Linked DNA regions of Homo sapiens: all the other regions are linked to region 1. The links are chromatin contacts, found by Hi-C or POLR2A ChIA-PET in ENCODE. All regions are on one chromosome and are shown on one strand. Each heading gives the region's core, a stretch centred on a gene start or an enhancer-like site at or near the end of the contact. The rest is flanking DNA. Distances are from core to core; before and after follow the strand shown.

Region 1 (2,700 bases), core at 148-2,647:
ATTAAAAATGTCAAATATTATGATATATTAAAACATTTTTTTTACCTAAAAGCATGTGTTCTATTTTTTTTTCCCCTGATTTTAAAAGAAGTTAAAACATTTTCATGGGCCCTTCAGAGTATGGCGGGCGCTGGTTTGTGCCTCATGGATGGTCTGATGGGGACGTCAGCCTGGGGCTGTGTTGTCCTGGATCTGTGTGTCCCAAGAACCTCCTCCTGGTTGGTTCCATATTCATGGGCCTCCCTGACCTTCCTCCAAAACAGCTGCAGGGTGGCAGAATCTGCCCTGGTCACCGAGACTGAGCCCTTCAGTCTGAGATAAAAAGTCCCCAAAGAAGGGTTACAGCTCACCCCCAGGAGCTCAGCCCCATGAGCCCTCTCCCCACCACCATGCCCAGTGGGTCTCATGAAGACACCCATGCAAGTGGTCATGGGAAAGAGGACTCCCCCATACCTTGCTCCAGCACGGACCTTGCTCCAGCACCGGCCCTGCTCAGCCAGATTTTCAGAACGAGAGGGATATTCTCATCTGTGGCAAAGAATATTCTCTATATTCTGTATACATCATTTGAGACTTAAATGGGTTTCAACAGATCCATTCTTCTTGTAGATGTAGGAAAGTTTGACATATGATTGTTCTCTGCCAAATAGCCATGTTCGCGGGATTCCTTTTGATGGAAATTATTTATTAGGACAAAAAGGGAATAAGTGCAAAAAACTTGAGCAAGACTAGAAACAAAATAATTGATGGCTGCCTCTGTGGTGCCATTTTTGGATGATGGCTGTGTCTGGGGAGTCAGGCTGGGTGTCTGGGAGGGCCACACTCCCTGTGAGCTCCGGGACAGGTAGGTTGCCTGGAGGTTTCCTTTCTGGTGTCACCCTGTAAGCGTCTGTGGATTTGTGCAGGGTGCCTTGTCTCTCCCTTGCATTTTCCCGGTGGGTCTGGGGCAGGACACGGCTGGGGACAGGGGTAGAGGACTGGCCACTGTGGCCAGAATGAGGTGCAGGGAGGGACAGGCAGGTCCCTCATGGCCCATAGTGCCTCTAGGGGGTGCATAAATGCATATATATGTGCACATACACACGTGCATGCATACTCATGCGTACATATACACAGCCCCCCACCTTGCCTTTTACAGAGCCATGAAGCAGCAGATGCAACCGAATACTGTGCAGCATGAGCCACAGACGTTTACGGGAAGAACCGGCAGGAGGCGCCGGGAAACTAAAGGGCTCCAGCTCTCTGAGTGGTGGCTTTGCCATTGTGGCTGTGCGAGCTCAGCCTCCTGGAAACCCGCCCTGAGCTTGGTTAACAGCATTCACTCCAGGTTTAGCCCAGCTCCAGGTTATCGCAGGCAGGACTCCCGAGAACAGGTTCATGTTTGCTTTTTGGGAGGTGCTGCGCTAAAGTGGAAAACCACCCTGGGCCGAGTGGGACCTCCCCAGCTGGGCGGCTGTTAACCAGCCAGGATGTCTGACCCTGAGAAGTCACCGTGCACTCTTGGGACTCATTTTTCTCATCAGCAGGATGGGGTGATGGAGCTGGCCTTACTGGGTGCTGGGGATGATATAAAGAGGTGGCGTGTGCATGTCTGTGTGTCTGTGTGTGGGCGAACATGTTTGGTAAGTGATAGGCTCTGCACACGTGCACGGCACCATCATGGTTCCCTCCCTGCAGCACTTGGCACGCAGTGGGGGCTCAGAGCACAGGCCGACTGATGGCCTGGGGTTGCAGCCCTGCTCCGTGTGTCCCTGGGCACTTGCTTACTGACCACCCCACAGGTGAACACGGGCAGGTGGGTGTTTGGAGGTGTGAGGCTGAGGAGGGTCTGGATCTTGCAGCTCTTGCAGCCTGGATAGTTATGGGGTCTGGAGGGGGCTTTTATTGCGCCTGGTGCTTCCTGCTCAGGGCCAAGTCTGGGGCTGCCTGACTCTTGGGCTCTGGTGCCCTCTAGTGTTCAGGTTATATTATTGCAGGTGCAGGCCATGTACACATTTACCAGCAGCCTAACTGGGTCTCCCTTCTCTCACCCCAATCCGACATGGATGGAAATAGCTTTAGAAAACTCACATGTCTTTGGCAGACTATTGAACATACCTGGTCTATCGCCAAAAGGACTTAAGGCATTTAATTTAAAATGTTATTTTCATAAGTAAAGGAAATAAAGGCTGGGCGCGGTGGCTCATGGCTGTAATTCCAACACGTTGGGAGGCCCAGGTAGGAGGATCCCCTGAGCCCACAAGTTTGAGACCAGCCTGGGCAGCATAGTGAGGCCCTATCTTTTCAAAAAACAAATTAGCCGGCTTGATGGTCCCGGCTACTTCAGAGACTGAGCTGGGAGTTTGAAGCTACAGTGAGCTGCGATCACGCCACTGCACTCCGGCCTGGGTGACAGAACAAGACCCTGTATCTAAAAAAATAAAAATAAATAAAGGAAGGAAAAATAAGATAAAAGCCACGGGGAAAGCTGGGATAAAATATTCTGCTCTAATCCCTATATAATTGCTAGGGGTGGCAGGGCTATGGTCCGGTGTAGGCTAGTACTTTCTGGGTCAGCTCTATCAATTCTTATTAGGTGAAGTTATCCACGGGCTGCCACTGTGCAGAGAGATGCGTGGGCTCCCCAGGAATGCTCTGTGGTGGACGCATCCTCTTCCCACAGGAAATTCTGAGCTTCAAGGATCTTCTAGGTTCTTTCCC
Region 2 (2,700 bases), core at 22-2,521, 600 kb before region 1:
CGGCTTGGTCTCTGTGCGGCTAGAGCGAGAGCCCCCACTGGCAGGGTGACAAAAGCCCCTGAGGGCCACCGCGGCGCGTGAGCGCCTGGGAAAAGCCGGGGCGGTGCTGGCCTACGGGGTTGAGAAATGGAGGGGCGAGTGTCAGGACCGCGGAGCCGGTTGCTCCCGGCTGGCACAGAAAGTCCTCCTCCTGGCCATCCAACTCGCTGATCCTCAGAGCAAGGGTTTCCCAAAGAACTCTGTGCCATTTCCAGGAAGACGAGGCAAGAGCGGAGATTGTGGCGCCAGCACGCCCAGTATCGAAACGCACAGCAGGGGTGCCGGGTGTGGGGGGGGGGCGCTGAGGACAGAGACATCGGGGCGCAGAAGACAGTCGCTTGGGGGACTTGGCCAGCGGCTTTTGGGCACGGCCTATGCAGTGGTTTTTTCTCTCCAAACCTAGACAAACTGTCCTTTCTGTCCCGAGGTGGGGGACGGGGACGGATCCTAGATCGTTCAGCGTCTAGGGAGAGAAGCCCCTCTTTCTCCGCTCTGCGCCCGCCGCCTGCCTCTGGCAGGCTCGGATCTCCGGGTGCGCTCCCGCAGGAGCCCCAGCTGGCATCTCACGGCCTCGCTCCCCTCGCGCCAGGTCTCTTTTGTAGGGGGCTGGGAGAGAAGTTGTCACCCGTCGCAGCTACCTGAAATCTCGGGCTAAAGGGCACACGCCACGCACACGGGCATGAGGCTGCGAGGACACGTCCGTTCCAGCACACTCTACCCACAGCCCCCTTACTCAGGCAAGGGTACCCGTTGTCGTTCATTCCTACTACAATCACCCCAAAAGGCACAAGAGCGGAGAATCACGCACCGGGACCTAAGCTCAGGCACTCGGATGGGCACACCACCATCAGCGCAGATGCACACAGGTGCCCAAGTGCGCTTCTCGCTCCCTCCATCTCTCTTATCACACACACACACACACACACACACACACACACACACACACCCCTCACCTTTGCTTTTCCGCTGCAATCCGCTAGCTCCGGTCTCCGACACCCAGCGGCTGTCCCCGAGCCAGCTGGGCGCCGGGGCGCGCAGCAGCTTGGCTAGCGCCTGGCGCCGGACGTTTGGGGTTCCTGGCTCCTCGACCCTCTTGTGCCGGCTCCCGCTAGCCCCTCGCACGTAGAGAGCTCCCCTCGCCCGCAGACCCCCGGCGCCAAGCCTCAGACTGGGGCTCTGGGCGCTGGTGGTCTTGCGAGCGCGCGCGCATGGGTGGCTGCGCCGCTGGGACTGGCCCAGCCAGCCCGGGCCCCTCGGCACATTTCCCCACGCCCCCCTCCCGCTACGTCACAGCGGCTTCGCTCCGCCCCCCCAACCCCTCCTCCCGGGTCCTGCAGAAGGACAGGGGTGAGACCGGCTGAAACGCCTGCGGGTGGCCGCAGGCAGAGCTTACAGACAGCCGGGGAGCGGGGAGAGAGGGGACCCGCCTGCGGGGGCGTAAAAGGTTAAGCGTTTTCGGTCTCCTCAAGACTCATGGCAAGGACAAGCGCTATTTTCCCTCTGATTTCACAGAGTCGATTCCCTTCCACCCATATATTCTAGGCAGCTGGAGTGGCGGCCGGGGTGACCCAGACTTATACCGGGACCTCTGTGATTTCCTTAGCCAAACAAGTTAGCAAAGCTGTGTTTACCGTGGGCCAGCCCCGGGCGCAGGGCGCAGGGCCAGGCTAAGAGTAGGGAGAAAAAGGGCTCAGGGGATAGCGCTTCTCCATGCAGTTCCCAATGAGCGCAGGGAGTGTAAACCCGCACCTGGAGTCCAAGATTCAGTCCTAGGAGCCATCAGAGGGCCAGTGGACGTCGACTGGTCCCAGCTGTCCCTGCGTCCCACAGCTTGGAGGTGCAGCGGCCATACAGGTGGTCCCCTTGCTGTAGCCACGTCAGTCAGCACCTGCTGGTCTGACCCAGCACAGTCTCTCCTACATGCTGTGAGGGAGCAAAGGGGAGCAGGCAAGAAGTGGGAGTCGCATGGAGTTGCAGCTGTTTATTTTTGACTGTGATGATTCAGCCTCTTTTCCAATAGTTTAATAAGTCATAATCAATCCTGCAGCCTCCCCTTCCTCACCCTCCTCCAAGTACATAGGTATACACACACACACACACACACACACACACACACACCATCCTCAGTACAGTTTTAGAGGATGTGAAAACAGAAAGCAAACCCCAACTAGCTTTCTCTGTGAGCTGAGCTGCCTTGATTTGTCCATCCTATTATCTGATTTCCAATTCACCAGGGAAAAGTAAAAGTCCAGAAGCTGTGTGGCAGGTGGGGTGAGCCTTAGAGATAGATGAGTGACATGGAAAAGCAACCACCAGGTACAGCAGCAGCCAGCTCTCTCTTCTATCTGGGCCAAGCTGTATCTTGGGGTACCCACTGTGAGATGGGGATCAGGAGTTTCCATCTCTCTCTGAGACGTTGGTCATGATAGGGCTTAAATCTTGGCATCCTGGAGCTCAGGGTGAGATGGAAATTGAGCTGCAATTGCCTTAAGTTCCAGGAGTCAATCTGGGAGCCAGCATCTCTTTTAGACATGTGTATGCAAGTGGAAGGGCTGGGGTGGCTAGCTCACTGGAAGAGGGCTGTGTCTGCTCACCGTCAGTGGGAAGAGGGAGAGGCAGAGAGGTAATAGTAATATCAGGAGGGCATCGTGGAATTGTGCT
Region 3 (2,718 bases), core at 73-2,572, 700 kb before region 1:
GTGAGCCTTTAATGAGCCTGTGTTGACAGATGAATGCATTCTTGGGACTACTAATCAACGCATACAACTAAGGCCAAGAGAAGCCAGGGTTTCTACCCCAGGGACCCCCTTGGCCCCACCCTCTAGCCCTGGAGCTGGGTCCCTCTGCCTCTCCCAGGATGCAGTCAGAGGCCTGAGCTTCTGGAAACTCTTGGATCTCGTCCCTGCTCCTCCCAGTCCCACCTCGGCTCCAGGTGTCTATCTCTCCAGCTATTTTCTTTTCTGATCTGGAGTTCAAAAGAACAGATCTAGGAGCAACAGCCACGGGGAACAACAGCCAGCAGGCTAGTTCATGTTGGCCCAGCTGAGAGCCTGCGGGGCTGCCCACCTCTCCCTGCTGGGTTTGGGCACCCAGAAAGGAGGGCGTATGGGTTCTGGTTCTATGGGCATTAAAAGCCAATGTGACTGAGAACAGCAGCTCTAGTTAGAGGCAAGGCCAGTTTGGGGCCAGAGCAGGGGGAGGGGGAACCTGGTCTAATTAGAGCCCTAACATGCTCCTTTGAAAGCATTGTCAGATGTCCCCAGCCCTGCAGGCAGGGGTGGTGTAATAATAATAAAACAACATTTGCATAGAGATTTCATTTATAAAGCACTTTCTCAGGGGTGGGGTGGCACTGGGTGGCCCTGTGGAATCCTGGCTGGGAGGCCGCCCTGGCCTTGGTCGGTTCCGCCCTCCCGCCAAGCTGGCGATTGTGTGCGAGGTAAACAAAGCGCCATTCATCCAACTGTTTCAGTTCCTCTCCTCTTCATTCCTTTTTCCCTGTCTCCCACGAAGAGCTCACTCGGGGCTTGTCACTCAGGCCAGAAAAGGGGTGTCAGGGGCCCCAGAGGGAGACCCCTTCCCTCATGGGAAGAAGCGGGGAGGTGGGACGGCTCCCTCCCTCTGCAAACCCCCACCACCCCCAGCTCTGGCAGAATAACAGCCTTGCTGCGGTTGGTTTGTGCAACTCTTTGCTAACCTGTGGCTGTGTCTTCATGGACAAAGTATGAGCCCAGGTTTGGTAATGTCTGTGTGCACGCCACGTTTGTGTTCGGTAACATGCAAAGATAAGCAGTTTGTGGGGCTCTGCGAATCCCTCCCTATCCGAGTGAGCCTTGTGTACACAGTGTGGGGGTGAGGGGCCCTGGGGTGTCTGCCCCTGCACTGGGTGGGCCGGGTGAGGCAGCTGGGCCCTGCTCCTGTACAGCCCAGGCTGGAGCGTCCCCTGCAGTCACCTGGCCACTGGCACCCTGGGGTGAAGGGGGAGGCATTGGGCGCTGGCCCCTTAAGGGCCTCTGATGAGCTATATTGGGCCCACCTGCCTGGGTTCCAGCAGCTTCCGCAGCCCCAGCAGGAGACGGAAGATGCAAGAGGTCATTGCGGGGCTAGAGCGGTTCACCTTTGCCTTCGAGAAGGATGTCGAGATGCAGAAGGGCACTGGGCTCCTGCCTTTCCAGGGCATGGACAGTGAGTGAGGGTGGGGCCACTTTCCCTCCCCTACCTTCTCTGTTTTTTTTTCTTTGAGACGGAGTCTCGCTCTGTAGCCCAGGCTGGAGTGTAGTGGCACAATCTCGGCTCATTGCAAGCTCTGCCTCCTGGGTTCACGCCATTCTCCTGCCTCAGCCTCCCGAGGAGCTGGGACTACAGGCGCCCGCCACCACGCCCAGCTGATTTTTTGTATTTTTAGTAGAGACCGGGTTTCACCATGTTAGCCAGGATGGTCTCAATCTCCTGACCTCGTGATCCGCCCGCCTTGGCCTCCCAAAGTGCTGGGATTACAGGCATGAGCCACCACGCCCAGCCTCCCTCCCCCTTCCTTCTCTACAGGCCTCTCTGCTCAACTCCCTGATGCGACCGCCCCTTCTCTGTCTCTCTCTTCTGTGGCTTCGGGGCAACCCATTTTCCAGACTGAGAAAGAGAGGCACAGAGAGACGGTGAATTGAGAGAAGCCACACTGGCCTCCCGAGCTCCTGGGCCAGGCTTGAGCCCCTCGAGCTCCTCTGTTTCAGAGTTGGGGGGTTAAGGGTTGAGGTCTGCTGGCTGGCTCTGCAGGTTAACCTCTACAGGGCCCAGATTTGGGATCCCATAGGCCAGAGCCTGGGGGAGGTCTAGGTGGGACATGCCGATGGAGGTGGAGGCTTCCGGAACAGCTGCAGCCTCTGGGGAAGCTACCTTCTCCGTTCCCTCTTCTCCTTCCAGAGTCGGCCTCAGCTGTGTGCAACTTCTTCACTAAAGGGCTCTGTGAGAAAGGTGAGTTAGCAGACAGGCCTGGGCCCCAAGCTGGGTGAGTGTAGGGTCTGTCTGAGCTACACCCAGCAGGGGCTCTGCCTGGCCTGGGATAGGGTGTCGAATTTGCACCTGGGGAGGGAAAATTGGGATGGAACGGAATTTTATTTTTATTTTATTTATTTATTTTTAGATGGAATCTCGCTCTGTTGCCCAGGCTAGAGTGATCTGGCGTGATCTCAACTCACTGCAACCTCTGCCTCCTGGGTTCAAGCGATTCTCCTTCCTCAGCCTCCCGAGTAACTGGAACTACAGGTGCATGCCACCAAGCCCGGCTAATTTTTGCATTTTTAGTAGAGATGGAGTTTTGTCATGTTGGCCAGGCGGGTCTCAAACTCCTCACCTCAGGTGATCCACCTGCCTGGGCCTCCCAAAGTGCTGGGATTACAGGCGTGAGCCACCATGCCCGGCCA
Region 4 (2,700 bases), core at 175-2,674, 530 kb before region 1:
AACACAGGACACTCAGCTGGGTTTCAGTTTCAGATCAACAACAAATATGCCTGTAACATAAGTATGTCCCACACATTGCCCGGGGCATATTTATAGTAATAAATGACGTTATTTTTCTGAAATTCAAATTTAATCAGGCTTTTTTTTTTTTTTTTGAGATGGAGTTTTGCTCTGTTGCCCAGGCTGGAGTGCAGTGGCGTGATCTTGGCTCACTGCAAGCTCGGCCTCTCGGGTTCACGCCATTCTCCTGCCTCAGACTCCCGAGTAGCTGGGACTACAGGCGCCTGCCACCACGCCCAGCTAATTTTTTGTATTTTTAGTAGAGACGGGGTTTCACCGTATTAGCCAGGATGGTCTCGATCTCCAGACGTTGTGATCTGCCCGCCTCGGCCTCCCAAAGTGCTGGGATTATAGGCGTGAGCCACAGCGCCCAGCCCAGGCATCTTGTTTCTATCTATTTATTTATTTTGTTTTGTTTTTGGCTAAATCTAGTCAATCCTATCCTCTGGTCTTTTCACAGAAATCCTGCAGATCAAAGCCTTTGACCTAGGGCAGTGCTTTTCAAAGGGTGGTCCCAGGACAGCAGCATCAGCAACTCCTAGCTCAAAACAAGATCTCAGGCCAGGCGCGGTGGCTCATGCCTATAATCCAGCACTTTGGGAGGCCCACACGAGTGGATCATTTGAGGTCAGGGGTTCGAGGCCAGCCTGGGCAACGTGGTGAAACCCCGTCCCTACTAAAAAAAAAAAAAAAAAAAAAAAAAAACAAAAATTAGCGGGGCTTGGCAGCATGCACCTGTGATCCCAGCTACTCGGGAGGCTGAAGCAGGAGAATCGCTTGAACATAGGAGGCAGAGGCTGCAATCACCCGAGATTGGGCCACGGCACTCCAGCCTGGGCGAAAGAGCGAGACTCCATCTCAAAAAAACAAAAGCAAAAACAAAAAAATCCCAAAATGTCAGCCCCACCCAGAATGACGGAACCAGAGCCTCTGGGGGTGCTGGCATTTTGTGTTTGACCCCCTCCAGTGATTCTTTTGAGGGTCATTGACTGGAGAATGATGCCGATGCCATCACATTACCCGCCCCCAGCCTCTCCCGCAACACACACACAGCACATCCTGCTCTGCTGCGCACCCAGTGGCATGGACCTGGCTGCCAAAGGTGTAGAAGCATAAGTAACATCAGGGGTGTTACAAAGGGCTCTTTCCTTGGGTGTTTGTAGCTTCCCTTAGGGCTGCAGTCACTCGCAGACTGCTGGGCTCTTGGCCTCAGGGCTCTGTTCTGCCCGCCCAGATCTGTTCCTGAGCCTGCAGACGGCTGTGAACCAGAGAATCTATTCTTCAGGCGGGAGTTGCCAGTTGCGGCCAAGGGGGCGGGGCCCGGAGGCGGGAGGGCCACGTGTGCGGGAGGGAAGCAGGAAGTGACTGCGGGAGTGGAGCCGGCGAGAGAGTGGCAGCGGGGGCTGATGGAAGTGCAGTGGGGGCTGGAGAGGGCACCCTAGTGAGTTGGCTTTTCTCTCCTTCGGTGCCTTTGGTTGGGCTCGAGGCCCGGGGTCGGAGGCCATCAGGACAAGAGTGTGGGACTTGGAAGGGCAGCCACCTGGAGCTTGGAAGGGGGTACGCCTGGAGAGAGGAGGGGTTTGGAGGAGAAATTGGAGGCTTTGGCAGGTGTCGGGGCGGGGTGGGAGGGTGAGGGGCGGTGGGAAGGAAGTCCCCGGACCCCGGCTATGTCCCTCTCCAGGGTGATCTGGAAGGCAATGACATGCCTTCCTTTTACAGTCCTAACCCAAATCCTCTTCGTTCGTCCCTTCCTAGGCGGTGTGTGGGGGTACCCGGGATTCCTGGGAGCAGAGGCAGCTACAAATCCAGCTGCTCCCAGGCCCCTCCCACTTGCTCTGGCTGTTAGCTGGACCTCTGGAACTTGACTGGGAATCTGGTTAACTTGCAGCAGGTCTGGGTGGGGCGTGACAGTGTGCATTTCTAACTAATTCCCAGGTTGGGTGGTCCGCGGACCACGCTTTGAGTAGCGAGGCATTAGAGAACTTTTCCACAGTCCTCTCCGCCCAGACCTGAATCCTTCTGCTGGATTCCCCCTCGTGGAGTTAGGGCATGTGTGTGCAGCTCCACTAAGGCCCAGCAGCCCTAGTGCTGTTTCCACTTCTGCAACTTCACCAGCCTCTTGAACTGACTCTTGGAAGCGGAACAACAGGTTTAAAAGGGGGAGAAAGGAAATAAAGAAAACAAACCTGTATCAATCAGCCGGGAATGCCCATGTGCTGCTGTGGCAGGTGTGTACAAGTCTACAGGCTGTTGGCATGTTAAAAGTTGGAACGGTCAGAGAATGATTCTCCCTGCTGCTAACGAATCAGGGTTGATGGAATTAATATCCCCATCGTGAGGAATTCTGAGCCCCATTGTGTAAGCTGTGATGGAGATGCTGTGTCCTAAAGTTGTTACTGGTCTGCCGGTTAGAGAAAACTTCTTGTTCTCTTGGGACTCTGCCAGAAACTTTTTCTTCTCTTGAGACTCTGCAGAAAACTTTCTGTTCTTTTGGGACTCTTCTTTGCTCTTGCCAATCCCACATGGGGCAGGAGAACTCATTTTCTAAGCTCTTGGTATTGTAGAAGTTTTACCAGTTTTATTTATTTATTTATTTTTATTTTTTTTTGAGACAGAGCCTTGCTCTGTCACCCGGACTGG

The links. A loop is a pair of places that touch in the nucleus more often than their neighbours do. ChIA-PET counts read pairs that join two places held with the same protein, here RNA polymerase II (POLR2A). Pooled maps may share reads with other maps.
Region 2: a loop to region 1 is called in a map of heart left ventricle, with 5 times the contacts of the local background. The contact joins the promoter of SSTR2 here to the enhancer-like site in region 1. A Hi-C loop is called at or near these places in 40 of 168 maps with a recorded cell type or tissue (B cell, CD4-positive, alpha-beta T cell, CD4-positive, alpha-beta memory T cell and 22 more), 34 of 37 single-sample maps with no recorded cell type and 43 of 50 pooled maps. POLR2A ChIA-PET finds 5 or more read pairs at or near these places in 2 of 52 experiments (activated CD4-positive, alpha-beta T cell and activated T-cell).
Region 3: a loop to region 1 is called in a map of B cell, with 11 times the contacts of the local background. The contact joins the promoter of CPSF4L here to the enhancer-like site in region 1. A Hi-C loop is called at or near these places in 7 of 168 maps with a recorded cell type or tissue (B cell, CD4-positive, alpha-beta T cell, OCI-LY7 and 4 more), 16 of 37 single-sample maps with no recorded cell type and 24 of 50 pooled maps.
Region 4: a loop to region 1 is called in a map of HepG2, with 2.8 times the contacts of the local background. The contact joins the promoter of SLC39A11 here to the enhancer-like site in region 1. A Hi-C loop is called at or near these places in 1 of 168 maps with a recorded cell type or tissue (HepG2), 6 of 37 single-sample maps with no recorded cell type and 8 of 50 pooled maps. POLR2A ChIA-PET finds 5 or more read pairs at or near these places in 1 of 52 experiments (activated CD4-positive, alpha-beta T cell).

What each region holds. Positions count from the first base shown.
Region 1 is chr17:72,559,653-72,562,352 of GRCh38, reverse strand. The region is part of intron 1 of LINC00673 (long intergenic non-protein coding RNA 673); the gene reads left to right. Among named protein-coding and RNA genes, the nearest start is that of LINC00673, 32 kb to the left of the region's middle. Within about 2 kb of position 1,397, at least 5 of the 41 ENCODE cell types and tissues checked have a DNase peak (open chromatin) inside an H3K27ac peak, as active enhancers do; they include stomach, where a contact is called at or near this core.
Region 2 is chr17:73,163,581-73,166,280 of GRCh38, reverse strand. It overlaps SSTR2 (somatostatin receptor 2), which reads right to left and starts at 1,271. Exons shown (of 2, transcript NM_001050.3): 1 at 993-1,271. RefSeq lists a silencer at 1,017-1,356 and an enhancer at 1,897-2,146.
Region 3 is chr17:73,260,484-73,263,201 of GRCh38, reverse strand. CPSF4L (cleavage and polyadenylation specific factor 4 like) reads left to right here and starts at 1,322. Exons shown (of 6, transcript NM_001129885.1): 1 at 1,322-1,486; 2 at 2,219-2,269. The coding sequence starts at 1,384.
Region 4 is chr17:73,091,412-73,094,111 of GRCh38, reverse strand. SLC39A11 (solute carrier family 39 member 11) reads left to right here and starts at 1,424. Exons shown (of 10, transcript NM_139177.4): 1 at 1,424-1,501. RefSeq lists a silencer at 2,264-2,495.